Regions from separate parts of the Homo sapiens genome. Here region 2 is linked to region 1. The links are chromatin loops, found by intact Hi-C in ENCODE. Cell type or tissue: B cell. All regions are shown on one strand. Links, peaks and the distances in the headings refer to the core of each region. The heading gives the core; the rest is flanking DNA. Region 1 holds the start of STRIP2 (striatin interacting protein 2). Region 2 holds the start of SMKR1 (small lysine rich protein 1).

Region 1 (15,271 bases), core at 4,502-12,501:
TGAAGGCAGCTATTCCTTAGAATTGAGGACCAGTGAGCGAAGGTTGAACATTTTTCATTCAGCTCCAGGAATTAGAAGGTGTCTTTGAACTTTTTAAGGCCTAGCTTGGGGACAATAGCCATCAGATAAAAGGCATGAATGCTTATACCAGGGCTTCTGTGGTCTGTTCCAGATGAGTATGTGGCCAGCCTACACCTGCCTACCTTTGATGCCCACTTGACAGAGCTGACAGATGAACAGGCCAAGTATCTGGGACTCAACAAGAATGGGCCCTTCAAGCCTAATTACTACAGGTGCCTTGGGCTCCCCAGAAATCAGGGACACCTGGGCAGTGATGAGCTTCCTGCACTGGAATTGGTCTTTGCATCCCCAACCACATATGCTTACATGAACTCAGAAAAATGAACCCACTTCCCCTCACTGCCACCTTCAAAAGACTCTTCAAGGCCTTAAATAGTATTCCCCTTCCTGAATTTGCCTTTTGGAGATAGAGAGGTGGAGTTTGGGTAAGTGGCTATTTGCCTCATTAAATAAAGTTCCCCTTCCTCAATTCCTTTCCCCATTTCATCTTGTTGCTATGATTTTTATCTCTTTATGGAGAAATATTGGCCTTTTTCAATGATGTGAAAAGGAAACACAGTTATTTCCTGTCACTGTACACTCCAGAAAAGTCTCTGCCTCCCTGTTACACCTTTAGGCAGGCTCTTCATGTCCCAGCATCCCCATTAGCTGATAACATCACAGTCTCATCTTTCTTTTTCCCTCCAGGTATTAAGTTCCTGTAACTCAAACCAGAATTTTTAAGGAATAGAACTCCAAGCCTTTTCTCCACTACTATACAAGAAAGAATTCAGCAAGCTGCTTCTCCAATCAAAGCTGCCTGCCGTGCTCACCCTGTGTGTTAGGTTATTTATTTATTAAAATCAAGAATCCTGTGCCTGTAGTGTTGGCCCAGAGTGTGGTTACTGCCCTGAGGGCCATGAAAGCCACAGAGGATGGGCTGAGGAAGGAAAGAAATGGGGTTACTGCTCCCAGTGCATCATTTGCATCATTCCCCATTGACTGAATCCTCAGCAGTGGCCGTTTTTCCTCTTGTCCAGGCTCACGAGTTAGTCCAGGGATTCCATACTCCCTATTCCCTGGAGTTTTCTGGAATAAATTTTCAGCACCTGCTTTTCTCAGCTTGGCCCTTCCCCGGGTGAGGCCGTTTGGAATTAACATGGCCAGTGTTTCACACAAGATTGGGTTCCCAATCTTGACCATCACTATCACTGCCTTCTTTATATAAAGGCTAATAAGGAAGGAGTGTTATTTATGGCTTTGCCAAGCTACATCAAGAACTCAGCTGTGCTGTGCCTACCAGGGGTCTCCTTTCTTACCCAGGACTCCTTTCTTCTCCTTGAATATTTATGTCCATTTTAACACTTCCTGGTTGCAAGAGGGATGTGCCTCCATTATTTCCTCCACAGTTTTGGTATTTGTCAGACATTTGTTCTGCTGTCTTTCTAATCCAGCCAACGTCTGCTCAGGAAGTGGGGCCAGCTCCACTGGGACCCATAGTTTTACTTCCTTGTCATTTGATTGGATAGTTTCCAAGGAAGCCCCTCCAGATTGGCACTATCTCAGAAAAGGAGAGCTTGTTGTGAAACACTGCTTCCTGAAACTTCCTGCTATTGCCTAAAGCTACGTCTGAAACTGAGTAGGGAAAGGCATACTTTTCCAGGGACTTAGGGGGATAGGCTTTGGAAATGGGACAGGTCTTTCAGACTCACAGCTTGATACCCTAACAAAGCAGAGTATATTTATTTGTTTCCCAGGAAGGCCATTGCAGTTTGACTGGCTGAGGGATACAGAGATGAAATTGTAAACTGTATCCAGATTATCAAAGCTAATTTGACTAGTTTGAACCTCGTCAGACATTCATTCCTTTGGCCATTGCCATGGATGAAACCGAGATCTGCAGTCTGATCTGTGGACTTCTCTGCTGGCATATCTTTTATGATTTAACCTCTTCCATTTGATGATTCTGTATTTCAGAGTCAGTTTCTTGAGTAACTCCAGTGCTACAAAAAGAATTAGTAATGTGGTGTGGGCAGCGTGACATTTTATGTCCCACCCAAAAATTGGATTCCTTTTGGAGACTGATCTGTTGGTCTCAGGCATTTCATTAGGACCAGATTGGTTCTAAGAGTTAGTCTGGACTGGCCCTAGGAAACTTGAATTAAATAAGCCTCTTCCCCTTACCGATCCTTTTTAACACTCTCAGGTTTGTTTGTTTCCCACTTTTTTCCTATGCTGGTCTGCCTCAAAGTCTCAAGACCAAGGTGACTCAAGATAACACCAGACCACGCATGATCACCAAAACCTTCCCATCCTGATTCTCTTCTTCTACCTCTACCCTCTCCAACTTCTCCTGGTCTTCACATATACTCTCAAAGCTAGTCTGAAAGTGACCTTACTTTCGGAAGTAGGGAAGTGGAACTTTGGTAAATGACTGTTTGCCTCATTTAATAGTATACAGGCTCAGCCCATAGACTACAGTTCTTCAGAGGCCATATGTCTCAGCAAGTACTGGTTATATTCTTTTTTTGTAAGGAAGATCATAAATGCTAAAAATTCCACTAAGCCATTCAGTTCTTCCTTTTGCCTACCTAGTCCTGATTTTTGTATTAATTGGTTCCCTTTAGCAAGGGATTCAGATCTTTGTACCTTATCTTATATCCAGAGCAGATTCCATTTGGCAGATAGATGGTCTCTAGCCTATTGTATTCTTAGACCAAAAATCATAACCTGCTGTTTCTCAGCAAAGCCTTGCTCTCTGGAGCTTACTATGTGCTGGTACTTAAAGAGTACATTCTGCCTTGCTGTAGTGAAGAGACCCACTCCAAATAAAAAAGGGGCCACACGGGGCTTCTAAGTTAGGTTGCCAGTGTTGCTGCCCATGATGAGTTATTTGCCTCTGAGTTTCAGATGACCTCTCTGTAGGGACACTGTGTTATCAACCATTAAGAAGAAAGAACCACAAGCCTCCCAAGTATTTGGGTTCTATCTTAGGGTTGAAATCTGGTCATTATTCCCTCTACCCTTGGAATCAGAGCAATGTGTCTTCTTTCCTCCAACCTCTTACCTTAGATGCATCCTGGTTATCTGGAAGCATGGGAAAGAAGGCTACTTATCTCTTTGTATGTGGCTCCAGTCTGTGAGGATACATAACATTTTCTCTACAATGAATCTGTGCTAATATTTTGCCTTCTTTCTTTCTTTTCTTTTCACCCTTAGAGACAGGGTTTCACTATGTTGCCCAGGCTGGTCTCAAACTCCTGGGCTCAAGCAATCCTCCTGCCTCAGCTTCCTGAGTAGCTGGAACCACAGGTGTGTGCTACCGTGCCTGGCACTTTTTTGCCTTCTTAATGGAGATATTCAGTTTTCTTTTTTTCATTTAAACAAAGAAAAAAAATGTATCTACTCTACCTTCCCTCTGCTCTCCTCCCTCCCTATCCTACTTGCCCATATGAGCACGGCTCCCCATGGCCACATACTCCTGCAAAGCTTTTATGCTGCTTCGCTTTTCTCTAAACAGATCTGATATTGCTGCTCCTGTGGTTTTCTCAAAATTAACTTTGCCGTGGTTTTTAAAAAGGAATCAAAATGCATTGTTGCATTAAGCTTTTTCAATAAAGGAAAATTACGGAAGGAAAATAGGCAACACCAGCAAATTATATGTGGACAGGTTCTAAACTCTATATATACATATATATATATATATCTATATATCTATATACGTAATCATCTAGTTCTGTCATCTTACTGAAAGGAATAACACTTCTAAAGATCACCATTTCTGAGAAGTTCTTGGAAATCTTTATGTCTAAGTGATTGTATTAGATCAGCAATAATGACTATGTAATCTCAAAAAACAAATAAAATATTCTTAACATGGACTCTTAAGGGTATTTCTTGTTTCTGTGAACTAGAAATTCAGAGATGAGAGAGATCTCTGGGCAACAAACTAGAGATCCTGCTGTAGGGCAAGGATGTGAAAATGTTACCAATGGGCATGTTTGACCTTAGGATGTGAAAATGTTACCAATAGGCATGTTTGACCTTAGTTAATAAATATCATGTTCCCCTCCTACCAGCCAGCATACACGCGCATCCTGGCTGTGTGTGTAAAGAACCTGTCTTCTCAGAACCACCACCCTGGGGAGTCGAGGACTGTAGGCTTAACTCAGAGAAACTAAACCATAGTTCTAGGTCCCTGACTCCCTTTTAGTTGAAAAATGCAGGAAATCAGCATCCCCCAGTTTGGGACCAAAGGACCTTGATAACTAGGACCTGATTATATCCAGCCAAAGGGAAGAAAGAAGTGCATCAGGCAGAGATTTGTCTCTAAATCAAGTTGCCTGATTTAACCAAAGGATAATCCAATTGCCTATTCTTTCTCAACTGCCAGTAGGGTAACCATCTTTGGGTAGCTTTCTGATAGCCACCTTCTTTAGTTGACTACCTAAACTAGTTCTGCATCCTGTATGCAAGATGTTTTCTTTTCATAGCAGAATCTTCTGCCACTTTGGCTTCTGATTATTTAGATTAAGGGACACAGGGCTAGAATCGTCTGGGCAGTCAGTAATCCTCAAAATTAGTGCCATTCCAGTTAAGAGGAGGAGAATGCAGCAGCTAGCAATGAAGCCGGTCAGCTCAAAGGATTTGCTCCCCTGCAGTAGGGCTTGACTCCTCATTTGTGAAGGATGGAACCTTGGGTGCCTGGGTCTTTATTTCAGAATCATAGGGTAAGCCCAAGCTATCCACTGCTGCACAAGTTTCTCCACCTCACAATATTGTGCAAAAAAACTTGAACTTTAAAGCAGGCTAGCTTGGGTTTGAATCCCAGCTCTGCCATTTACAAGTTATGTAACTTAGTCAAATTACATAACCACTCACAGCCTCAATTTTCTTGCCTGTGAAATGGATACTGCTTATCTCCTAGGATAAGGATTTAATGAAGCGATATATAAAAAGTGCTGCTTATTTACAGAGCCTGGCACGCACTGCTGACTGCATACACATCATTCCTTGTCTCAATCTAGAGCCCTACAACCTCTGTTGCATCATTACACCCACACCTGCCCTTTATGGAGAGAGGAGGGTGTTCTATCCTTTTTTTACTAAATTATCCTAACTGCCTGATAGCCTCAAAAAGCAGGTACTTTAAAACTTACTGCGTCTTATTAAGCTTTCTCAGTGCCAGGTGCTATCCATTTAGTCAAGTATCTGACCTCTGTGGATTAAAGTGGAGTGCTTATATGGGGAAAAGGGTATATGTGATTCTTGTAACTACACCTATTTATACCTCCAACCCTCTGCTGGCAGCCTGAGTTTTGGGACAAGGGAAATTGGTAATGTAGGTTTTTTAATAACGTCAAATATAACAGCATTGGAGCCATCTCTGCAAGATGGAGAGACTTGACCAGCCTTGACTAGCTCCCAGGTATGGGTGCCTCTGTGGTGAATGGTATTGATGACTATGATGCCTTTGTTGACAAATAAGCTAAAATAAATTGAATGTGTGCCAATTCCATGGCCTGTAGTTTCAAAGTTTTCAGTTACTCTGTGGTTTCTTGTTACATCTTCCAGTTGTTTCCAGATATCTTCCTCCTTATTAGAAATTTTGAACGTCTGGGCCTATAGTGAGCACATAGGTGTCTGATCTTAGTAAAGGTATTCTATTTCGCTGAGATGTGGAAAAGATCATGGATTGAGGTCTCTCCTCGTGTTGACTCTATGCAATCTTCATAGCACCAGTTTTACACATTCCTTCTCTGAAATTAAAGCCAGATGGAGCCTCTAGGCTTAGCAAGTGGCTTTAGATAGCCACCAGAGGGGACTTGCAAGCTGTCCTCTATCCTACTCCCAAGATCAGTCTGCCCTTTCCCCTAGGAATAGGCAGGAAAAGAATAAAGCATCAAAACTGGCCACTCCTGTCTGCTACCACTGTTGGGATCCTGCCGATTGATTAGGCTCACAAAAGAATATGAAGTTCTGGGCCTGTTAACCTTAGGGCTCTGACTACTTAGGAGGAGAAGTACTGGGAAGAAGAGAGATAGAATAATGAATTCTTTCTATTAAGAAATCCCAATGGGCTGTGCTGTGGCAGGTTTACCACACTGAAGCAGTGATGAGCAAGGCGTGGGTTGTGAACTTTAAAGCAGGGTGTAAATTTTTAAGAGTTTAACAAATTATACCCTGAAAAAAATCCAAAGTCAAGTAGTTCAGGCCTTGAGCCAGGGACTTTCTTGGAAATTCATATCAATTCAGTTCTGTAAACGCCACACTCCCCACCCCCCACACCCAGCCCCCCGCCCCGAGACATTTTTGGTTGTCGCACTAGCGGGAGGATACTACTGGCATCTAGTGAAGAGAGGCCAGGTATTCTGCTAAGCATCCTACGATGCACAGGACAGCCCCCTACAATAAATATTCAGCCCCAATTGTCAATAGTACAGAGACTGTGAAACGCTGCGTTAAACGTACATAAATTAGGGGCATACAAAAATGAGCTAAATTTGGTCTTACTCGCTAGGAGCCTATATGTGGGTGGGGAGAGGAGTGGGACTGGAAGAGGAAAAGGAAGATGTGAAGGTACAGTAAGGAGATATTGGACCAGGGTGAGAAAACCCAAAAAGCTCCAAAGAGTGCTCTCAAACTTGCCTTGTTCTGTCGCCTATGAACTGGCAAAGGGAAAAGTGAGAGAGAGAGAGAGATGTTAAGAAAGGGACAGGGTTGTCCCTAAGGTATGGGAAGGTGGAGTAATTCCTCTAGGCCCTTTGCTTTGGGTATATCGTGGAAAATGTTAGGATTTTGGATCTAGGCAGAACTGGTTTGACACCAACACAACCTGAATGAGTTGAGGGCTAAAAGGAAAGCTTTGTGGAGGAGGAGGAGGTGACAACTAACTAGAATCTTTATGAGAGAAAAGGAATCAACCAGGAGAACAGAAGACAGTCTCCTCCAGAGAACAGCATAGGCAAGACCCTGAGACAAGATAGAATATGATACCTTGGAAACCGCAGGGAGGAATCTGCAAGTGCCGGTTTCTTCATCAGTAACATTGGATTCGTAAAAACACCCTGTCGGGGAGAGGTATGATGTGATATTTGGAAAGCGCTTACTGCAGTGCCTGGCACCAAGCTCAGTTCAACAATCCCCCAGACCCTTCCTAAAGCAACCAGGCTGGGGACAGCGATTTGGTCCCACCTGTTCCCCTGAGCCTACGTCTTTGGGGCTTCTATTACCAAGCCAGACTGTCTAAATATTTACTACAAGCTACTTTTTAAATTCAGGAGAGGGCAGATCAAACAGCCTCTTTTGCCCCCAGTAACAATGAGCCCTTAGGAAGCATCTAAGAGAGAGGAAGGAAAGAAAGGACTGGCGAGCAGGTGAGGGTGGGGGCTTGCTCTACCCTCAACATTTACACACCATGAGGAAGAGGCCCCCTACAGCAGAGAAGGGCAGATGACAGGAGCAGCCCTCGAGGGCACCACCAATTTCAGTGATGGAAAAACTCCCCCATCCCACCCTTAGACCTCCAGTCTCCCAGCCAAGCCCTAGCTCCGGGCGAGATGCGTTCTCTTCAGAAAAACGCTGAGAATTCTCAGCTTCCAGAGACAGCGAGTCCCTCGTTTCGGGCGATGTCCCTGGCCACCTGGCGGTGCCATCCCTCCCCTGAGACTAAGCGGGATATGGGACGTGTGCAGGAGCCGGGATATGGGGGGCCGGGTCGGTGGTAACAGGGAAACGGAGACTGCTGTGGAGCAGTAGGCGGAGACTAGAGCTCCGGAAAAGGTCGCTACAGGGACGGGGGTGAGAGCTGAGAGACACCGAGTGAGGAGCACAGAGATAACCCGCCTGATCTCAAGGCCCAGCTTTCGCGAGGTGTGGAGCCTGTAGCTAACCTAGGAGTCTCCGTCCGCCAGCAATGCCGCAGGACTAAAAAGATCCCCTCAAAAATCTCTTCATTGAGCCCCCACCTCCTCGAGTCCCGCTCCGGCCGGTCGAGCAGCCAATCGCCTCGCGGGGCGGGGTTGCGGCGAGCTGCCGTAACCAATAGAGGTGGAGGGGGCGGGGCCTGGCTCCCGGCGCGCGGCGGTAGGGTCGCCTCCGGCAAAGCGAGCTGAACCCTGAGGGGAGCCGCTGACCAGCAGCATGGAGGACCCCGCCGCGCCTGGGACCGGGGGCCCGCCCGCAAATGGCAATGGCAACGGCGGCGGCAAAGGGAAGCAGGCGGCGCCCAAGGGCCGCGAAGCGTTCCGAAGCCAGCGGCGGGAGTCAGAGGTGAGGAGCCCGGAAAGCTTCGGCTGGGGCCCGGAGACGCCCGCCGGCGGGAAGCGGCGGCTGAGGTGATTCGGCCTCGGCCCCGGAGCCCTCGGCGCGCTCGATCAGCCCCGCGCAGTGGGCGCCTGCGGGGTCCTAGCGGCTGAACTCTGGGCTCTTTGGCCCGGACCAGTGTCCGCCCGTCTCCTGCCGCGGGTTGGGGGCTTTCTAGCCCTCTGGCTTTCCCCCGCTGCGCGAAGATGAGCGCGGTATTGAGCGGACCAGATACTTTCCAAATATTTATCTCACTTAATCGCTGCAGCCCCCTGAAGCAGAAATTCCGATCCCAGTTTATAGACGGGGGAACAGGAGCGGAGAGGTTAAGTGACTGGCTTGAGGGGTGGGAGGCTGGAGCTCAGCCGCAGGAAAGCAGGATTGGCGAGTGGGGCAACCGCAGTCCCCCTCCCAGGCTGCCTGCGGCGGGCCCCTGGGCCAGCCGAGGGACTTCTGCCCGTTCCCTGCCCGTCCCCTTCCCCCCGTAAGTCTTAGGCCGTTTCGGGAGCGCCTTCCGCGGACATCAGGCCCCTGCCTGTGAGGGCTGAGCGAGACGGGATTCAGGCAGGGGCAGTCCTGGAGTGGCTATCTGGAGGGAGCAGTCGCAGGATACAGATAGGAGTGTGAATATTTCGATCTCTTCCTCCTCTCCTGAAAAAAGAAACCCTATCTATGAAGATGAAAGCGTTGAATTATTATCACTTCCCTATCCCCTCATTGAGGCAGTTCCCATCAGTTGGATCTGAGCGGGGATCAGAATAGACGACAAAATATCAGATGTGGCAGGGTCTGCAGATATCATCTGGTATAACCCTTTCATTTTACAGACCTAAAAAAAAGAGGAGTGACTTGCCCAAGATCAGACATCTGGCATAGTTGGTGGTCAAGAACACCAGACTTTGGAGTAGTCAGACCAGGTTTTGACTCCTAGCCCTATCATTTACTACCTGTGTGATTTTCGGCACATTACGGAACCTCTCTGAGCTCCAGTTTCTTCATCTGTAAGATGAGATTAACACTGCCTACCTCAGAAGGTTGTGATAAAGTCAAAATGAGATAATTGACTATAAAATGTTTGGCACAGTGCAGGCACAATGCATGTAATTAGTCAGTACATAGTAACTCTTAGTATATTGCTATCATCATCATCATCATCATCATCAAGTGGCAGAGCTGGTACTAGAAACCAGGTTTTTGGCATCCCAGACCTTGCCTTACCATTTGAATAGCATTTCAGTTTCCAAAGTGATTTCATGTATGCTTTACATTTTGATGTAGGTAGAGTAGGAGGAATCCATTCATTTTTTTTCAAGGTAGAAATGGAGATGAAAAGACTGGCCCAAAGTCACCACCTTGCAGAGGCAGAGAGCTCAGCCCTCCTGTCTTGCTAGATGATACCCGCCACATCATCTCCCTCCCTACTTCAAGATGAGTCTGGTCTTTTAGGGCACCCTGTACCTCCTTCCCCCACAGAGACATTGTTCTCGTTCAAATGTTTTTTTGGGGAGATGAGCCATTCATTAATTCAACAATTATTTATCGAGGACTTTCTGCCAGCCACTGTTTTAGGTGCCAGGGATATATCAGTGAACAAGATAGGGTCTTCGCCCATGGGGAGACAAATTGTGAGTAAATAAATAAAATAATTTCAGAATGATATGTTCTATGGGGGGAATAAAAGTCTCTGCCTGGGTCTCCCTTCTAAAGTTGCAATCTGTTCCCCACCTGTCAAGTCTTCTTCAGGCAAAGGCTCTGAGAGTACAGTCCTTTGCTTTTGCCAGTACTTTGCAGTGTCCAGAGACTCGAAAGCTTTCCACCTGCACCGCGGTTTACCTGCTGATTGTCTGCAGCTGCACTCTTCATGCCTGGAAATGAACAACTGCTGCGATCATCTCTATCTGGGCTCATTGCCTGCCAAAAGCCTGGCTGGAAAGATTAGCTTTCCTCTACCTTCTGCTGCAGCAGGACTCCTTTTACCTGCCAGTACATCCCCTATTACCACAGTACCCAGGTGCCAGATCTGCTTTTCTTCTCTCCCTCTTTTTGCTTTCCTGTGGAAGGCAGTCCTTAGAGGAGATGGGATTTTTTTCCTCTCTAGGGCTTTTAGAAAATCACTAGAAGAGAATTACTGTGGCACAAGTCAAGAGAGCCTCATCGTGTATCACTGTTTATGGAAGCACTGTTGACCTACCTTCTCCCACTGGCTTAGTGTGTGAACATCCCAACCTAAAAAGGAAGCTAAAGAATAATTGTTTGCTTAATAAGAAGAGTCTTAACCTAATAAAAGGATTCACCTCAGACCTCTTTTAGCCAGATCTGGTTTATTGATCTCAAACTCCTTGACAAAGTTTTAACTGGTCTGTGGTAAAATGAGGAAAATTCAGGTCATCGAAGTGAGTTTTTCTAAAAATTTAGTTCAATATATTAAATTTAAGAATGTATACAATTTAAAACAGTGTTTTTCAAACTGCTATAGGGGGCAACCTGTTAATTGAGGCTAAAATTTTTATTTTAAGAAATAAAGCCAGCATGATGGCTCATGCCTATTATCCCAGCACTTTGGGAGACTGAGGCAGGTGGGTAGCTTCAGCCAGGAATTCGAGACAAGCCTGGGAAATGTAGGCAGACCCCATCTCTACAAATAAATAAAAAATAAAAAAGATTTAGCCAGGCATGATGGTGCGCGCCTGTTGTCCCAGCTGCTCAGGAGGCTGAATCACTTAAGTCTAGGAGGTTGAGGCCGCAGTGAGCTGTGATCATGCCACTGCACTCCAGCCTGGGTGAGAGGAAGACCCTGTCTTAAAAAAAAAAAGAAAAGAAAGAGAATAATAGAAAATATCACTGCATCACATGCAGTAAAGGTAAATATTTTGTTAAACTTTTGTTCCAGTTTGTGTGTGTGTGTGTGTGTGCTGGGACGTAATGTAAAAGGTATCATTTTTCCAAAAAGTTTGAAAAACAATTTTTAATGGCTGTTCTTTATTCTGAGATTCTGTCTTTCATTTTTTGAATTTTTTAAAGTTTTTAAAGTCCTTACCTATCAGAATAAAACAGCAACAACCCTATGTCATTTGCCACTCTCCACCTTTTTCTTTTTCCCTACTGTTCCTTTTAATCCAAAAGTTTGGAAATCTTTGCTATAGTGGATTAAAACATGATTCGCCTTGTTTTTTTTTGTTTTTTTTTTTTTTGACAGAGTCTCACTCTGTCACCCAGGCTGGAGTGCAGTGGCGCAAACTCGGCTCACTGCAAGCTCTGCCTCCCGGGTTCACGCCATTCTCCTGCCTCAGCCTCCCGAGTAGCTGGGACTACAGGCGTCCGCCACCATGCTCGGCTAATTTTTTGTATTTTTAGTGGAGACGGGGTTTCACCGTGTTAGCCAGGATGGTCTCGATCTCCTGACCTCGTAATCCGCCCACCTCGGCCTCCCAAAGTGTTGGGATTACAGGCGTGAGCCACTGCGCCCGGCCAATTTGCTTTGTTGACAGTATAAATTGGCATAATGTTTTGGGGGAGCAACTTATATACAAAGAGACTTTAAAATGTTCATAAGATTTGATTCATTAATTTTCTTTATAAAAATCTATGCTTAGGAAATATCCTAAATATAGAAAAAAGTGTAAGTCTATTACAGTTTGTTGCATATAATAAAGGAAAATTAAAAACCATTTAAATATTCAATAAGGAACTAGTTAAGTAAACAAATAAATGTACATCCATTTATACAACCATTTAAACTAATAGTCATAATAATGTGAGAAGAATGCCTTTATAGTATAATATTAAAATCATAGAGTGACCACTCACATAGTGCTACGAAGTGCTAGGCCGTGTGCCTTTCCTATATTAACTCATTTAGTCCTTAAAATAACCCTATGAAGTAAGTCCTGTTATTATCCTCATTTTACAGATGGGAAAACTGAGCAGGTCATTTTCCAACAATTCGCTGACACCAACTGGATGTCCTACAGTTCAATTCGATTCTGACACTAACTACCTAGAATTAGCACAGACCCCCAAGTTAAGGGCTCAGTCCTACAAGGCCCTACGTTAGACACCAGCCATAGGTGGGATCCCCAAGCTATCTACACTTCAGCCTGGCCAACTACAAATTAAGCGGTTATCATGATCTTCCTTTCAGGTTCCATAATTTGCTAGAATAACTCACAGGATTCAGGAAAGCATGTACTTAGAATTATAATTTTATTATAAAGGATATGACTCAGAAACAGCTAAATGGAAGAGATGCGAAGGACGAAGTATGGGTTTGGGGTGATGCAGAGTTTCCTTATCTTCCCTGGGCAGCACTCTCCTAGCACATCTGTTTGTTCCCCAACCCAAAAGCTGCCTGAACCTAGTTGTTTCTGGGTTTTCCTATGGTGTTTCATTACCTAGACATAATTAAACTATTGGCCACATGACTGAACTTAATCTGTAGTACCCCTCCCCTCCCTGGATGTGGGGGTGGTGCTGAAAGTTAAACCCTCTAATCATGTGCTCCGTCTTTCCTAACATAAGTCACCTCATGAGCATAAATTCTGGTAAAGCTGACAGTGACTCATTATGAATAACTGACACTCCTATCACTCAGGAACTTCTAAGAGTTTCAGGAGCTCTGTACCAGGAACCAGGGGCAAAGAACAGTATATTTTTTATGTCACGCTGAGGCACAGAGAGGTTAACTTGTCCAAGATCAAATAGTATGTGACAGAGCTGAGATTGAAAATTTTAAAAATTCATATGTATGAACATATACAGGAAGGAAATATCCCAAAATGTTTAAGTTAGAAGATGGGATTATATTAAAACATATTTACTAGGATTATAAATTTATACATACAACGTCATGGGAAATGTAATCTTTACTACAACTTGGAGTGGAGATGTTGCATCATTTGACAATCCTAAAGTTGCAGAATATTAGAGCTAAAGAACCTCTTTAAAAATAAGGAACTATGATCCACAGCATGAGACTTGATCTATATCATACAGTGGGTTGATGACAGAACTGAAGCTAGAATCCAGTTCTCTTTGTTTCTGTCTGTCTCAATTTTATATAAATCAGCTAGATGCTCCTCTGGTCTGTGTTCATGTAGATTAGATATGGACACAGACCATAGCTTTCATATATGTTTGAGATCCTGGCCCTTTATTCAGACTTTCCGATTTTGTATAGGAATCCTCAGCCCCTCCCCACACTGAGACTCAAGTTTTGGCTTGGCGTAGGGTACCTCTGAGATGAAAGACCCAAATAGGACTCTCCTAACTGTCTCCCTGATCTAACCTTGGCCTCCATGAGGGGAAGAAGATAAATAAGGGTACAGTCTTCCCTTGGCAACCCCTTTTTCCAAGTTATCCCAGTTACCAACAAAATTTCTCTGTTACAGGGCTCTGTGGACTGTCCCACTCTGGAGTTTGAGTATGGAGATGCAGATGGGCATGCAGCCGAGTTGTCAGGTATGAGGTAGATGGGTCAGTAGCTAGTGGAAGAATGGCCAGGAGGAGAGGGAAGGGGCCTGTGATCTCCCTGGAAGCTTGTCTGTTCTCACCAAGTGGCTGTTGAACAAAGGCTGTTCTCCACATTCCTTTTCCTCTCCATCCAAGTGGTAAATATCTCTTTGTTTGTCTTCACATTTCCTTCTGTGATTCTCCTTGGCTATGGTATTCTTCATTCTGTCATTCTATCACTCTTTCCTGCTCACTCTTCTTTATTCTCTTTGAAAATAACTGATTTGGTGCACTCTCAAATCAGTTTTCTCTCCATCTTCTCCATATTCCTTCTCTTTTTCTCTTCCTGTCACCCATATCTTTGCCTGCCTACTTCTTTCTGCTGCCCTCTTTCTATCCCATGCCATCTCTTTTTCCTTTGTCTCCTCTACCTCCATCTTTTCCTTCTTCCTCTCGCAACTGCCCCTTATTAAAATCTCAGCAAAGTCCGAGGAAAAACTATAGTCAACTGGCCAGCTGAGCAAGGCTGGACATGTCACCTGCATCCATCATAGTAGAGTTCTGCTTGGATGTTTATGAGCTGGGGTTAAGTAATTCCATTCTTCTTTCAGTGCTGGCCTGCTTGTCTCTGTCTGGATTTTTAGCTTAGGGTAAATGTGATCTCCTCACATTAAGGGCCTCCATGTTACATGTGCTATGAATGCCAGTTATTAATAAACAAGCTTTGGGTGGAGATGTGTGAAATTTAAATATTCTGTCACATGGAAGTGATACTTTGAGGCATGCTTTTTCAGAGAAAAGAGACAAACAATTTTAAAGACGTTCTTGTGCATGAGCACAGAGAATAAATTTTGTGATGAGTGACAGAGAAATAGAGAGCTAAGTTTAATAACCAACAAAGGATTAGAATTCATAATAGGAATATGATATAAATATATATATATTTTAAAGAGAGGAGAGAGATGAGCAACCCAACAAAGAAATGGGCAAAGAATATAAATGGGAATTTATAGAAGAAAAAGCCAAATGGTCAATAAATATATGAGAAGATATTGAACTTTATTAGTATATGGGGAAAAGCAAATTAAAATAATAAAATATTATTTCACAATCATCAGAGTGCAAAACTTAAAAGCCTGGGGTTGGTGAGGGTGCAGAGAAATTAGTACTTTTATGCACTGCTAGACATGGGGGGAGCAGAGTATAAAATTGAAAAGCATTTTGCTTATATCTTGCAAAGTTGAAGATGTGCACATATTGTGACCCAACAAGTCTACTCCTAGATATCCACTCTAAAGAAAATTACACTTGGGCACAAGAAAATGTACAAAGATGTTTATTGCAGCCTTGTTTATCAGTGTAAAAAGTTGGAAACAACCTACAATGCTCATCAGTAGGGAAATGGATAAACTATAGCATATTAGTGCAGTAGGCTATTGAATAGCCATTAAAATAATAA
Region 2 (15,271 bases), core at 3,695-11,694, 67 kb after region 1:
GTAACACAAGAATGAGTATTTGTGTATCTAAACATAGAAAAGGTACAGTAAAAATAAAGTAAAATACAGTAAAAATAGTAGACCTGTATAGGGCACTTATCATCAATGGAGACTGCAGGGCTGAAATTGAGTGGTGTGTGAATGTGAAGGTGTAGGACATTGTTATATACTCCTGCAGACTTTATGAACACTCTACACTTAAGCTACACTAAATGTATTTAAATTTTTTTATTCAATAACAAATTAACCTTTGCTCACTGTAACTTACTTTATAAACTTTTTAATATTTTTAAACTTTTTGACTCTTCTGTAATAACACTTAGCTTAAAACACGCACACATTGTGCAGATGTACAAAAATATTTTCTTTCCTTATATCCTTATTCTCTAAGCTTTTTCTATGTTTAATTTTTTTTAGTTTTTAAACTTTTTTGTTAAAAACTAAGTCAGAAACAAATACATTAACCTAGGCCTACACAGGGTCAGGATCATGAAGACATCACTGGGTGATGGGAATTTTTCAGTCCCATTATAATCTTATGGGATCACTGTTGTATATGTGGTCCACCATTAACCAACATGCTGTTATGCGCTGCATAGCCTGTAACTGCTTTTATGCTACACCAGCACAGTTTAGTAGTTGTAAAAGAGGACACAGGGCCGGGCGAGGTGGCTCACACCTGAAATCCCAGCACTTTGGGAGGCCGAGGCAGGTAGATCACGAGGTCAGGAGTTTGAGCCCAACCTGGCCAACATGGTGAAACCCCATCTCTACTAAAAATACAAAAATTAGCCAGGCATGGTGGGGGGCATCTGTAGTCCCAGCTACTCAGGAGGCTGAGGCAGGAGAATCGCTTGAACCCAGGAGGCGGAGGTTGCAGTGAGCCGAGATCATGCCATTGCATTCCAGCCTGGGTGACAGAGTGAGACTCCATCTCAAAAAAAAAAGAGGACACGGGGCCCACAAAGTCTAAAATATTTACTCTCTGGCCCTTCACAGAGTTTGCTGACCTCTGTCCTGGATATGAATGACTCCTCTCCTAAGTCTGCCCCAGCTGGCCTTGTATCCCAAGGTCTTGCATTCTCACTGCTAGGACCCTAGTGGGTGAACAGAGGAAATGACCTACAAAGAACGGTTTATTTTTTCTGTAACTTCTTCTTTAATATAAGGACTATCAAGGGTGGGGCTATCATGAAATGAATCCAGTGATATACTATTGCACTTAATGAAACAAAAAAAGAGAAAGAAAAAATAAAGGAAGGACAGAAAGAAGATGTCACCAGAGTAGAAAAGAGGAAATAGGAATTTTTAAGTGTAACTTCTAAGAAAGATAGTGATAGAATATTCTAAGTTTGGATATTCTAAGAATGCATGCTTCAATTCTGGTAATTTTTAAAAAGAACAGCACAGTTAGCATTACTATTTATAAAGAAGACATAAGGATGTGTATTCATAAATAGATAAAATTAACTAGTGCTATTCTGATGTGAGAATGAATAGTTATCTAAATTTAACATCTTCCACTTTACACAGGAAGATTTGTTCAGTTCTTGTGGAATAAACATCTAAGGTCCTAAACATTAAGTGATTCTTAAGTAAACTGGCATTTAAGACAAATGCATATGTAATCAATGATGTTCTGATACTAGCAAGAATCTGAACTATGTGCTATAACAAAGTCTACCATCCAGCCACCCACCTCAGCAGCTCTCCTTATCTCCCTGCAGATCAATGCTAAGGCTTTCTTCCGTGCAAAGGCTGAAGATCCATTTGGTTGATAGAAAACAGTCCTGCCACTGAAATTGTTTCAATCATCACTAGACCATTTTATATCCTGCCTGTCCACTGGCAAAACATGCTTTCTTGTACTTTATATCTTTTAAAGTAAGGCTTCTTGGAAACACTTTAAATTCACACAGCAGGCCAGGTGCAGTGGCTCATGCCTGTAATTCCAGCACTTGTGGGAGGCCAAGGGAGGATCACTTGAGCTCAAGAGTTCGAGACCAGACTGAGCAACATAGGGAGACCCTGTCTCTACAAAAAAATTAAAAATAAAAAAAATTAGCCTGGTGTGGTGGTGCTAGCCTGTGGTCCCAGCTACTAGGGAGGCTCAGGTGGGAGGATCACTTGAGCCCAGGAATTCGAGGCTGCAGTGAGCTATGATTGTATCACTATACTCCAGCCTGGGCAATAGAGTAAGATTCTGTCTCAAAATAAATAAATAATAATAATTAATTAATTCACATAGTACTTTCACAGTTATTCTATCATATTGCCTTCACAGTAACCCAAGGGGAAAAAGTGAAGCTCAGAGAATTGCCCAACTAATAAGTAGTGAGGCCAAGGCGTGAACTCACATCTTCTGGCCTCAAGTCCAGGGCACCTTTCTGAATAATTATAGCGGTTAACAGCACAGGCTCGACAGACAGACAGAGCGGGCTTTGACTCTGACTGTGAACCTGGGAAAGTTACTTACTTTCTGACCTCGTGTACAAAGTGGAGAACATAATAGAAACGACCACACTGGTTATAGTGAAGTGAAAATGCAATATGTGTGCAAACGTCCCTTCAGTGTTGGCTACAATTTGCAGCAAGAAAAGGATAAAATGATATGGATATCAAGGCAGGGATTGATACAAGAGCATTTCCAAAGGACACTCAGGCCTGACCAATGAACTTATCATTCTAGATGGATGAAGATGAGCTAGAGGAGACGAAGGGCAAGAGCTTGGGAGAACGGTGCAGCCAGTGGGGACCAGATGAGGCAGGACAAGGGGAGATGCCCAAAGTGCAGGGAATGATGGGGGCTAAGGGCCAGAGCTCAGAGGGCAGCCATTTTTCACCACAGAGACTGTGTCATCATGAGAGTGGTAGGCACTGACATGACTCCCTGAGCCAGCAGGGGAGGGGACACTGAGGGAGAAGCGCACAGGGCTGAGGAGTGGACTTTGAGATCATCCCCCACTTGGAGTGCAGCAGGAGGCAGATAGGCATGTAATGACGATGCGGGCTGGGATGAGCAAGGAGCAGAAAGCATGCCCCAGAAACAAGTGGGGGACTTAAAGGAGGGGAGGCTAGCAGCCTTCACTTAGGCTCAGAGGTCAATGAGAATGAAGTCTCTGGGCTTGGCAGAATAAAGGCAATAATACTTCCCAATGAACCATGAAAATTGTTCCATTAACTTCTATCATTACTGCTGTGGCATAAAGTGAGGAGCCTAAAAGAGGCTGCTCACTGTGGAGGAGACAAGGAAACCTCTCTCTAACTAAAGTACAGATTCATGCAATGCCAGAGGCCGAGGCTGAGTTTAATGGGCACAAAGTGTTGCTAGTGATTAATGAACTCACAGTTTGTGCTGGGCCTTGAAGGTTGAACAGGCTTCTGATGATAAGCAAGGAGGAGAAAACACTCCAGCTAAAGGAGAACACATAAGTAGAGGCTGGGAGGTGTGGAGCACCACAAATCCCAGAGACAGAGGAGAGTGGCCAAAATAAGGCATGAGGGGCCAGCAAGGGTAAGTAAAACTAGACAAGCAGATGGAGGCGAGATTCGGAAAGATGACACATATTCATACCATACCAAGGAGTTCTTTGTAGGAAATAGTCATCAACAGTTTTTGAAAATGGATGAGACATGATTAAATCTGTGCTTTAGAAAGAATACCAGATGGAGTGCAGAAGCCTCAGGAGGCAGCAGGGCTGGTCAGGAGACTTCTGTAGCAGCCCAGGCCAGAGACAGCACAGGCCTGAGCAGGGTGGTGATCTGAGGAAGAGCAGGGTGGGGAAGGGCGGTCCCCCAGAGAGACAGGGCTTGGCAAGCAATGCAGGAGGGCACACTGAGAGGCTTGCAGCTGGGTGATTGGGAGCAGGTGGCACCATCCACAGACTTAAAAAGGTGAGGGTCAGGTGTGGTGGCTCATGGCTATAATCTGAGCACTTTCAGAGGCTGAGGCAAAAGGATCCCTTGAGCCCAGGAGTTCAAGACCAGCCTGGGAAACATAGGGAGACCCTATCTCTATTAAAGAAAAAAAAAAAATTGAAAAAAAAGAAAAGAAAAGAAAAGAAAAGAAAGTCAGCTGGGCGCAGTGGCTCATGCCTGTAATCCTAGCACTTTGGGAGGCCAAGGCAGGCGGATCACCTGAGGTCAGGAGTTCAAGACCAGCCTGGCCAACAATGGTGAAACCCTGTCTGTACTAAAAATACAAAAATTAACCAGGTGTGGTAGCACACGCCTGTAATCCCAGCTACTCTGGAGTCTGAGGCAGGAGAATTGCTTGAACCCGGGGGGCAGCAGCTGCAGTGAGCTGAGATTGTGCCACTTCACTCCAGTCTGGGTGAAAGAGCAAAACTCCATCTCAAAAAAAGAAAAAAAAAAACAACAAGTCAGGAGGCAGCCTCAAGTAGGTGCAGATGAGAGTGTTCTAGATACAAGGAGAGAGAGAGGGATCAAAGGTGACAAGTTCCTAGCGTGGGTACCTAGATGGCTGCTGAGGCCATCATCCAAAACAGAAGGAGATACACATTGGCTAAGAGAAGTGTTTGATTTTATTGATTTAGAGGCAGGGTCTTGCTCTGTCGCCCAGGCTGGAATGCAGTGGTGCAATCACTGTTCACTGCAATCTTGACTCCCTGGGCTCAAGCGATCTTCCCGCCTCAGCCTCCCAAGTAGCCAGAACCACAAATGCGTGCCACCATGCCCGGTAAATTTTGTATTTTTTTTTTTTTTTTTTTGCATAGATGGGGTTTCACCATGTTGCCCAGGCTGGTCTTGAACTCCTGAGTTCAAGCGATCCACCTGCCTCAGCCTCCCAAAGTGCTAGTATTGCAGGTGTGAGCCACCGCGCCCAGCCATGTTTGATTTTAGATGCGGTAGGGTAAGGTTCCTGAGTTGAAGTTTCAAAATCAACTTTATCAAGCTATAATTCATATATTGTAAACTGCACTCATTTGAAGTATATAATTTAATTAATTCTGACAAATGTATATACCTGTGCAGGGCCAGGTTCATGGGCTGTTTGACCCCCCAGTGGTCACACAGAGTCCTACTCCTTTTTTTTTTTTTTTTTTTTTTTTTTTTGAGAAGGAGTCTTGCTCTGTCACCTAGGCTGGAGTGCAGTGGTACAATCTCGGCTCACTGCAACCTCTGCCTCCCGGGTTCAAGCAATTCTTCTGCCTCAGCATCCTAGTAGCTGGGATTACAGGTGCCCACCACCATGCCTGGCTAATTTTTGTATTTTTTAGTAGAGATGGGGTTTCACCGTGTTGGTCAGGCTGGTCTTGAACTCCTGACCGCAGGTAATCCACCCGCCTTGGCCTCTCAAAGTGCTGGGATCACAGACATGAGTCACCGCGCCTGGCCGAGTCCTACTCTTAGAAGGGCCATAGGCTCGGGGTTTAGTGCTCTGAGTTTCACAGTGTGAAAATTTCTTAGTAATTTTACCTTTGAATTTTTGTTTTGTCAATGAAATCTGACGGGAAAATGGAGGCTGCTGGGGGAAGGGGGTTGGTGCCTTAGCTGCTGCTGAGTCTCACCTCTTGTCACCCCCCACTACCCCCAATCCCCACCTTCACCCTACCCAACCCCCAACCCCATCTAGGGCAGGGCATGGCAATACCCCCGTACATTCAGAGTGAGACACGCGAGCATCCTGTCCACCACAGTCATGACACCAAGCACATCCTGGCACAGAGGGTGCAATCCCTCGAGGGCCACCCATCTGCTATGGGACGATAGCTAGGAAGGGGAGTGTTCCCGTACCCAAGGAAACACATTAAACAGTAAACAAAAACAGCATAACAGGTTGATAGAGACCACAGAGAAAAGGAAAGCTTTCTAATTTAGTACCTTTAGTGGCACTTTTCCCTGCTTCTTCCTGTTTTCATTTTGCACTAAGCCATGCAAATAATGCAGCCAGCCCTGCACCTGTGTAGCTACTGCCACAATCAGGATAGAGAGTATTTCCATCACTCAGGAATTTTCCTCTTAGCCCACCGCAGAGTCAATCCTCCCCCACCCATGGCACACCTCGACCACTGATCTACTTTCAAGACAGCTGAGTTTTAAAACTTGTAGCAGGAGGCCAGAGCAGTGGCTCACGCCTGTAATCCCAGTGGGAGGCCGAGGCAGGCGGATCACCTGAGGTCAGGAGTTCAAGACCAGCCTGGCCCCTGTCTCTACTAAAAATACAAAAATTAGCCGGGCGTGATAGCGCATGCTTTGTAATCCCAGCTACTTGGGAGGCTGAGGCAGGAGAATTGCTTGAACCCAAGGGGCAGAGGTTGCAGTGAGCAGTGATCGTGCCATTGCACTCCAGCCTGGGCAACAGAGCAAGACTCCATCTCAAAAAAAAAAAAAAAAGAAAAGAAAAGAAAAAGAAAAGAAAAGAAAAGAAAGAAAACAAAACAACCTTGTAGCAGGGCTCTGGATCTCTGATCTGGAGCTCAGGAAAAGCAGGGCTGGAACAGATTTGGGAGTGATCCCATAGGGGTAACCTTGGGAGAGCTGAGATAACCCAGAGAAGTGTAAGCGGCTGGGGTGGGCCAGCCCCATCCAGGGATGAAGACAGGCGCAAGAAGAGAAGAAAGTGCAGGTGGAGGGCAGGAGAATTTGCCATATCCAGGGCATATGGACTCATAAGAAAAACTCACAGACATATTAAAAGTAGCTGGAAGTTGGGTTTGCTCTGTTAATGAAGGATTAGGGAAAGCATATGTAAGAGAACCTAGAACATAAACAGTCCTCTTTGGAAGCCAGTTTGTCTTTCAAGAGAAAGCAAACAAAACACCACATCCTTGCAGAGCCTTCCAGGACCCTACTCCTGCTTCTTGGTCTAGCCTCCTCCCCCTGTCCCTAATTTTGGCATAATTGACTGCTCCTTGTCATCCAGATCTGTTTTAACGTCACCTCCTCAGAGAGGCCTTCCCCAGTCACCAATCTAAAAGAGCACCCAGTGGTCACATCAATTTAATGCAATATGCCATACTGTCCCTATCACTTTTAATGTCTGCCAGGCCCTCCATTTCAGCCACGACCACCTCCCCCAAATCACCCCTTAAAAGAACAAGGACTTTGCCTCATTCAGAGCTCAATTTCCAGGGCCTGGAAGAGTGTCAGGCACGTGGCAGATGCTCAATAACTGTTGAATAAAAAGGAATGATAGGCCGGGCAGTGGCTCACGTCTGTAATCCCAGCACTTTGGGAGGCTGAGGCGGGCAGATCACCTGAGGTCAGAAGTTCGAGACCAGCGTGACCAACATGGCGAAACCCCATCTCTACTAAAAATACAAAAATTAGCCGGGCATAGTGGTACGCATCTGTAATCCCAGCTACTCAAGAGGCTGAGGCAGGAGAATGGTTTAAACTTGGGAGGCGGAGGTTGCAGTGAACCGAGATGGCGCCACTGCACTCCAACCTGGGCGACAGAGAGAGACTCGGTCTCAAAAAAAAAAAAAAGGAATGACCAGTCATAAAAAAGAATGAGTCGTACCACCCGAAGTGTAGACTTCACCTGCAGGGAGGGAGGCTGGAACTGGCAAGGTTGGAGGCAAAACTGTACCTACTGTACCTTTCTCGCCCAATCCTACCTGCACATGAACTCCCTCCCCACCCCTTTAGTCTCTCGGGCCCTTACTCTCTTTATCCGGCTCTTTTGCAAACATTTCCCATGATATTCTCCCTTCACCGTCACAGTCCTTATGCTCGTTTCCCAAAAGAGCTTCTCCGATGATCTCTCCCAGGTTGGCCGAGTGAGCGGGCCTAGCCTGCGCTCTCACCCCAGTGCCACCCCAGTGGGAGCGCCGCCCGCGCCCGCCCCCTCGCCCCGCGCCCGCCCCCTCGCCCCGCGCCCGCCCCCTCGCCCCGCGCCCGCCGCTCCGGCAGCCCAAACCCAGACGCTAAAGCGCCGAACTGGGTTTCCGGGCGCTGGAGGCCGCGGTCGGCCTCGTACTAGGTGACGGCCCATCCCGCGCGCGCAAGCCCGGAACCCCGCTCCGCTCACCCTCCGCGCGCTGCCGCTTTGCCCTGGCAACGGTAACCACGGCGAGGCCCTGCCCCACGCCCGGTGATTGTGCGCGCGGCCCCGCCCCCGAGGCGCACGCCGGCCCAGCGCCCACAGCTGCGGCGGCCTAGGTGCCGCGTGGGGCAAGCAGGTGCCTCGCGTCCAGGCGGCTCCGCGGCTGGCTGCCTCCCGAGCCGGCCGCGCTCCTCCCAGCGAGGCGTGGCGGGGAGGCGTAGTGAGGCTGGGCCCGTGGCGGTTCCCTGAGGAGGGCCGAGAAGGGGCCGGGGGTGCTAGGGGAACGGGCGCTGGGGGCAGCGGCCCCGGTGGATGCTAAGGGCTTCGGGATCGGGAGAGTCCACCACGCCTGCCTGCTCGGCTGAGAATCGCCATGGTAATCCCCGTCTCCCTAAAGTACCCGGGGCCAGGGCGCGCGCCGTGGAGCCCCAGGCTGTCCCGGAGAGGCGCGGGCGCCGAGGTCACCGCCTCTCCCTGGGGTCGACCTCAACGCGTGGCGAAAAGATGGAGGGACAAGGGGTGCCCGGCGGTCCGCGCCTGCTGGGGGCGCAGCAGCCGCGGAGTCAGGCCAGCCGTCTTTCCAGGTTTTAGGTCGTGGTCCTGTTGAGCAGCCCCCACACCCAGACGGTTGATGTGGAAAATAAAGGGAGGGTGGCACCGTGGTGTGGCACGTCAGGGCGCCAGGCCATGCCCACAGTGACGGGTCCGAGCTGTTAGCTGCCGTAGCCACCCTGGGTGCCCGCGCGGGATTCTCCACTGCTCTGCAGACTCAGGAAGCAGAGAGTGAGCCTGGTACCACCACCTTGCTGTCAACAGCATTCCTGTTCTCAGCCCTCATCCAGTCACTTACGACCTCCTTCCAACCCTCGCTGCTCTTTCCAGAAGGGCTGTGACCTTCCAGCCCCTGCCCCAAGTCCTCAGGGAGGCATCATTGTCTGCTAAACTAAGTACTGCACGCTTGAGCTGGGCGCACAGAGCCCTTGCTAAAGGGGCCTCAACCTCGAGCTTTCTCTGCCATATCTTCTCTGCTAAACAACAACAAACAAAACGAACAAAAACCCTGCATCCCACACTAAACCCGCGTTCTTCTGGAAGCCCCTTGCGCCTTCCCTGTCTTGATCCGTTTTCTTTGAGGCTTGGATCAGAAGGACCCTGCCTCCTGCTTCCCCATCGCTCCTTCAGCGCCCACAGCCCTTTGCACCTCACCTCTGGTGCTTTGCCTGTTTTTCCTTGGAAAGCCTTATTCCTCATTAGACTCTAGTGTAGAAATCATTAAGTTTCTGTGTTCTTTCCAGTTTGTTTCGTGTAAAAGGATTAAGTAAAAATTTCTTGGTTTGAGAGTCATTCCATGAGCTATTAAAGGTAAAGAGCTATTACCTTTTTTTTTTTTTTTTTTGACAGGGTCTTACTTTGTCACACAGGCTGGAGTACAGTGGTGTGATCACAGCTGACTGCAGCCTCCATCTCTGAGGCTCAAGTGATCCTCCCGCCTCAGCCTCCCAAGTAGCTCGGACCGTAGGCAGGCATCACCATGCCTGGCTAATCTCTGTATTTTTAGTAGAGACAGGGTTTCGCCATGTTGCCCAGGCTGGTCTCAAACGCCTGGGCTCAAGGGATCCGCCCGCCTTGGCCTCTCAAATTGCTGGGATTACAGGTGTGAGCCACTGTGCCCAGCCAACTGCCATTTCTTTCAGGGCCCAGGGAACTGAGGCAGAATGCTGTACATAGCCATTGAAGCAAATGCCAGTTAATTCATGCTCCTTGAATGAGGGTCAAACACATTAGTGCACAGAGCCTGCAAGCCAGAGCGGAACCTTGCCTACCTTTCCTTCCTTAGCTGCTCTCACTGGCCCCCTTGGCTGCCTGTGGGCTGGCCATGTTGGCCTTTTTTGGGTTTCCGTCTCTTTGTGCACCTTCTCTCCGGCTTCAGAGACTTTGCATAGGCTGTTGGTCTTGGAATTCCCTACTCTCGGCCCACAGGCCACGCTTAGGGAGCCCTTCCTTTGATGGCCCAGATGAGGTCAGCCCTTGCCCATCTTGTGCTATTATAATTCCATGTGTTATAGGCATTATAGGGTCTTTCTTTATTAATTTCTTTGTTTTTGTTTTTTTTTTTTTAGAGATAGGGTTTTGCTTTGTTGCCCAGGCTGGAGTGCGATGGCATCATACATAGCTCACTTTGGCCTTGAATTCCTGGGCTCAAGGGGTCCTCCCACCTCAGCAGCCTGAGTACTGGGGACTACAGGTGTGTGCCACTGAGCCCAGCTAATTTTTTAAATTTTTGTAGAGACCGGATTTTGCCATCTTTCCCAGACTGGTCTCAAACTGGGTGCAAGTGATCCACCTGCCTCGGCCTCCCAGAGTGCCGGGATTACAGGTGTGAACCACCATGCCTGGCCAATAGGGCCCTTTCTTCACAGCATGGGTCGTGAGTAAATGCATTTGTGATTAGGTGACTAGTGTCTTCCTCAGACCTCACTGGACTGTAAGCATCGTGAGATCTCCTTTGCTCCCCATCTAATACAGGGCCTGGGACACAGTAGATTTTTGTTAAATACTTGTTGAATGAATGAAGGAGGCATCTTAAAATTCAGAAAAGCAGAAATCCACATTTGCTTTCTAAATCCTGTTATTGCATTGCATCTCAGTTGTGATGTATTCATTCACTCAGCAGATATTTATGCATCCTTGCAGTGTGGCAGATATTGGTGTAGGCTGGGGAATTCAGTGGTAAATTTATAGACAGAATCTCTGGTGAGGGAAACAAACAATAAACATAAACAACAATTACTATTAACTAGTGAAAAGTGGTGCGGGGAAGGAGATGGACAGTGACTCTACTGGGGTTGCTGGGAGACTGTTAAAGACAGACCACTGTACTTCCCCCTGTCCCTAGCCTGGGACAGTCTCAGTTTATGTTTGTTTATATTTGTTGAAGTATCTTGATTTGGGCAATAAATTATATGGTCACTCCAGTTACAGACAGAATATAGACATGGTGTCAGGGAGGTCTTTCTTTTTCTCTTTTTCTCTTTTTTTTTTTTGAGACAGAGTTTCACTCTTGTCGCCCAGGCTGGAGTGCAATGGCGCGATCTCGGTTCACTGCAACCTCCGCCTCCCCGGTTCAAGCAATTCTCCTGCCTCAGCCTCCTGAGTAGCTGGGATTACAGGCACCCGCCACCGTGCCTGGCTAATTTTTTTTGTATTTTTAGTAGAGATGGGGTTTTACCATGTTGTCCAGGCTGGTCTTGAACTCCTGACCTCAGATGATCCACCGGCCTCGGCCTCCCAAAGTGCTGAGCCACTGTGAGCCACCATGCCCAGCCTGTCAAGGAGGTTTTTCTAAAGAGGTGATATTTGAGCAGAGGCTAGCGTAAAGAGAAGCAACGAATTCTGCCCCTTCAATTAGAAGGTCTGCAGGAAGAGCAAGCATTGCCCAGGGAGAAGCTCGGAGTGTTGGGAACTAGAAGAAAGTCCAGTGTGGCTGGAGTCAAGTGGTTTTCCTTAAGGAGTTTGGAGGGTTTTAAGTTGGGAGCTGCATGTTCTGAGACCAGGAAAAGCCAAGAGCCACAAAGTTGTATTGAACCAATCCAAGGAATGGATGGGCCCAGAAACAAAACCTTTATTATTCCCATGTAATAATTTCTTAACAGATTTATTGAGGTGGAATGTATATACAATAAATTTTACATGTTTAAAATGCATGCTTTAGGCATGGTAGCTCATGCCTGTAAACCCAGAATTTTGGGAGGCTGAGGCGAGAGGATAGCTTGAGCTCAGGAGTTCGAGACCTGCTTGGGCACCATAATGAGACCCTCATCTCTATAAAAAGTAGAAAAAATTAGTTGGACATGGTGGTGCAAATCTGTAGTCCCAGTTACTCAGGAGGCTGAGGTGGGAGGATCGCTTGAGTCTGGGAGATCGAGACTGCAGTGAGCCATGATCGTGCCACTGTACTCCAGCCTGGGCAACAGAGTGAGACCTGTTTCAAAAAATAAATAAAAAATAAAATGCACACTTTGATAGGTTTGGCAAATGTGTGCATTCATTAAGCCATCACCACAATCAAGATTGTAAATACAGCCATCACCCATTTTTTTGTAATCCACCTTTCTCTCTTGCCCCTCTCTGTACCCCTACTCCCTCCCAACCCTCCCAGGCAATGGCTGGTCTGCCCTCTCTCTAGATTAGTTTATCGTTTCTGAGATTTTATATATATGCAGTCATACATTATGTTTTTTTTTTTTTTTACTGACTTTTTTTACTTGAGTAATTATTTGGAAATTCATCCATGTTATATCATTTATCAGTAATTATTCCTTTTTAGTGCTGAGTAGTGTTCCATTGTATGGTTATACCATGGTCTATCCATTCGCCTGCTGATGGGCTTTTAGGTTTTCTTTCTTTCTTTTCTTTTTTTTTTTTTTTGACAGGGTCTCATTTTCTCACCCAGGCTGGAATGCAGCAACTTGATCGTGGCTCACCACAGCCTTAACTTCCCTGGGCTCAGGTGATCCTCCCACCTTAACTGGGACTACAGATGCATACCACCACCACATCTGACTAATTTTTTTTTTTTTTTGAGATGGAGTCTCACTCTGTTGCCCAGGCTGGAGAGCAGTGGCTCAATCTGCGCTCACTGCAAGCTCCGCCTCCTGGGTTCACACCATTCTCCTGCCTCAGCCTCCCTAGTAGCTGGGACTACAGGCGCCCACCACCATGCCCAGCTAATTTTTTGTATTTATAGTAGAGACAGGGTTTCACCATGTTAGCCAGGACGGTCTCGATCTCCTGACTTTGTGATCCGCCCACCTCGGACTCCCAAAGTGCTGGGATTATAGGCGTGAGCCACTGTGCCCAGCCAATTTTTTTTTTTAATATAGATATGGGGTCCCATTTTGTTGCCGGGGCTGATCTTGAACTCCTGGGCTCAAGCGATCTTCCTACCTTGGCCTCCCAAAGTGCTGAGATGACAGGCATGAGCCACTGTACCCAGCCTGTTTCCAGTTTTTAGCTATTACAAATAAAGCTACTATGAACATTCATGTAAAAGTCTTTGAATGAACATATGCTTTCATTTCCACCTTAGGAGTGGAATGGACTGGGTCATATGGTAGACATGTGTTTAACTTTTTAAAGAGGCTGCAAACTGTTTTTCAAAGTGGTTCTGTCATTTTAGATTTCCATCAGAGTTGTATGAGAGTTTCAGTTTCTTTACATCTTCACTAATACTTGGTAGGATCAGTCTTTTTGACTTGAGCCATTCCAAAATATATGTGGTGGTATCTCCTGGTTTTCATTGCATTTCACTAATGACTTAATGTTGAGTATCTTTTCATGTGCTTATTTGCCATCTGTATATCTTTTTTGGGGAAGGGTCTATTCAACCTTTGAACATGTTTTATTGAGTGGTTTTCTTACTGTGGCGTTTTGAGAGTTGTTTGTTCTCCATATAGGCCTTTATGAGATACATGATTTGTAGATATTTCCCCCAGTCTGAGGCTTGTCTTTTCATTCTCTTAATAATATCTTTTGAAGAACAAAAGTTTTAAATGTTGATGGTGAGTTTATCAAGTTGTTTTCATGAGTTGTGCTTTTAATGTCATATCCAAGAAATATTTGCCTAATAATCCAAGGTAACAAAAGTGTCTTCTCTATTTTCTTGTAGAAGTATTGTAGTTTTTGGTTTTATATTTATTTCTATTATCTATTTTGAGTTAATTTTTATATATGGTGAGACTATGGGTTGAGGTTCATTTTTTTGTAAATGGATATTCATTATACCAGCACCATATGTTGAACAAGATTATCTTTGCTTCACCAATACCTTTGTTGAAAATTAGCTGATCAAATGTGGATCTATTTCTGGACTCTATTCTGTCCCATTGTTCTAGTTGCCTATCTTGACACCACTATCACACCATCTTGTTATGGTAGCTTTATAATAATTCTTGAAATAAGGTAGTATTAGTCTACCAATTTTGTTCTTTTCTTTTTCTTTCTTTTTTGAGACAGGATCTTGTTCTCTCACCCAGGCTGGAGTGCAGTGGCGCAATCTCAGCTCACTGCAACCTCTGCCTTCCGGGTTCAAGCGATTCTCCTGCCTCAGCCTCCCGAGTAGCTGGAATTACTGGTGCCCGCCACCACACTCGGCTAATTGTTGTATTTTTTTAATAGAGACCGGGTTTCACTGTAGTGGCCAGGCTGGTCTCAAACTCCTGACCTCAGGTGATCCACCTGCCTCAGTCTCCCAGAGTGTGAGGATTACAGGCGTGAGCCATTGCACACAGCCGGTTCTTTTTTCCTAAGTCCGCTTTTCCATGTGAATTTTGGAATCTTCTACAAAAAGATGAGAACTTTGAAAACAGTGTCAAACCTTTATCTCCCATCCTTTGTGTTTCCATATGAATTTTAGAATCAGTTTGCCAATTTTTTACAATAAGATGAGAACTTCAAATAAAAATGTCAGACTTTTATGTGAATTTTAGGTCCCAAACCATTTTAAAGATTAAAACACATACATTAAGTCAAGTGTGTTTGGCATGCAAAAAAGTACAAAGACATAAAGAAATTGAGACCCAGGCCAGGTGTGGTGGCTCACGCCTATAATCCCAGCACTTTGGGAGGCCGAGGCAGGCAGATCACGAGGTCAGGAGTTGAAGACCAGCCTGGCCAACATGGCGAAACCCCGTCTCTACTAAAAATACAAAAATTAGCCAGGCGTGGTGGCAAGTGCCTATAATGCCAGCTATTCGGGAGGCTGAGGCAGGAGAATCACTTGAACCTGGGAGGCAGAGGTTGCAGTGAGCCAATATCATGCCATTGCACTCCAGCCTGGGCAACAAGAGCAAGACTCCGTTTCAAAAAATAAAAAAGAAAGAAAATCAAGACCCAAAGTCTTTAAGAGCTTCTGGTAAAATGTACATCCCGTACCTCATGGGGCTGTTTTACCAGGAGAATGCAGTTACATAGGATTTTCATGTGGATTCTCTCAGAGAAGCCAGGCCACTGCATTGCAAGATACGTCTCATCTTCATTCCCGGGTTTTGTATCTAGGAATGTACTCTATTTCACCTAGCAAAAATGTATTTCAGCAGTTTTTTTTTTTTAGACGGAGTCTCACTCTGTCACCAGGCTGGAGTGCAGTGGCGTGATCTCGACTCACTGCAACCTCCGTCTTCCGGGTTCAAGAGATTTTCCTGCCTCAGCCTCCTAAGTAGCTGGGATTACAGGTGCACGCCACCACACCTGGCTAATTTT

The links. A loop is a pair of places that touch in the nucleus more often than their neighbours do. Peaks named below come from ENCODE experiments on the same cell type or tissue, not always from the same donor. Only the 100,000 strongest peaks of a DNase experiment are listed, where the experiment ranks them.
Region 2: it touches region 1 in a loop (4-fold over the local background); 7 of 110 quality-filtered maps call a loop at or near these places.

Annotation. Positions count from the first base shown.
Region 1 is chr7:129,426,271-129,441,541 of GRCh38, forward strand. It overlaps STRIP2 (striatin interacting protein 2), which reads left to right and starts at 8,162. Exons shown (of 21, transcript NM_020704.3): 1 at 8,162-8,331; 2 at 13,752-13,821. The coding sequence starts at 8,203. It overlaps AHCYL2 (adenosylhomocysteinase like 2), which reads left to right. Exons shown (of 17, transcript NM_015328.4): 16 at 173-293; 17 at 769-3,941. The coding sequence ends at 775. RefSeq lists a silencer at 8,042-8,521. In B cell, for the core only: a CTCF peak has its summit at 7,722; DNase peaks (open chromatin) are centred at 8,101 and 9,311; H3K4me3 peaks cover 2,224 bases; H3K27ac peaks cover 1,154 bases; H3K27me3 peaks cover 3,581 bases.
Region 2 is chr7:129,494,441-129,509,711 of GRCh38, forward strand. It overlaps SMKR1 (small lysine rich protein 1), which reads left to right and starts at 8,091. Exons shown (of 2, transcript NM_001195243.2): 1 at 8,091-8,387. The coding sequence starts at 8,385. RefSeq lists silencers at 7,790-7,839, 7,900-8,239. In B cell, for the core only: no CTCF peak of the experiment used is centred there; DNase peaks (open chromatin) are centred at 5,781 and 8,051; H3K4me3 peaks cover 1,668 bases; H3K27ac peaks cover 2,983 bases.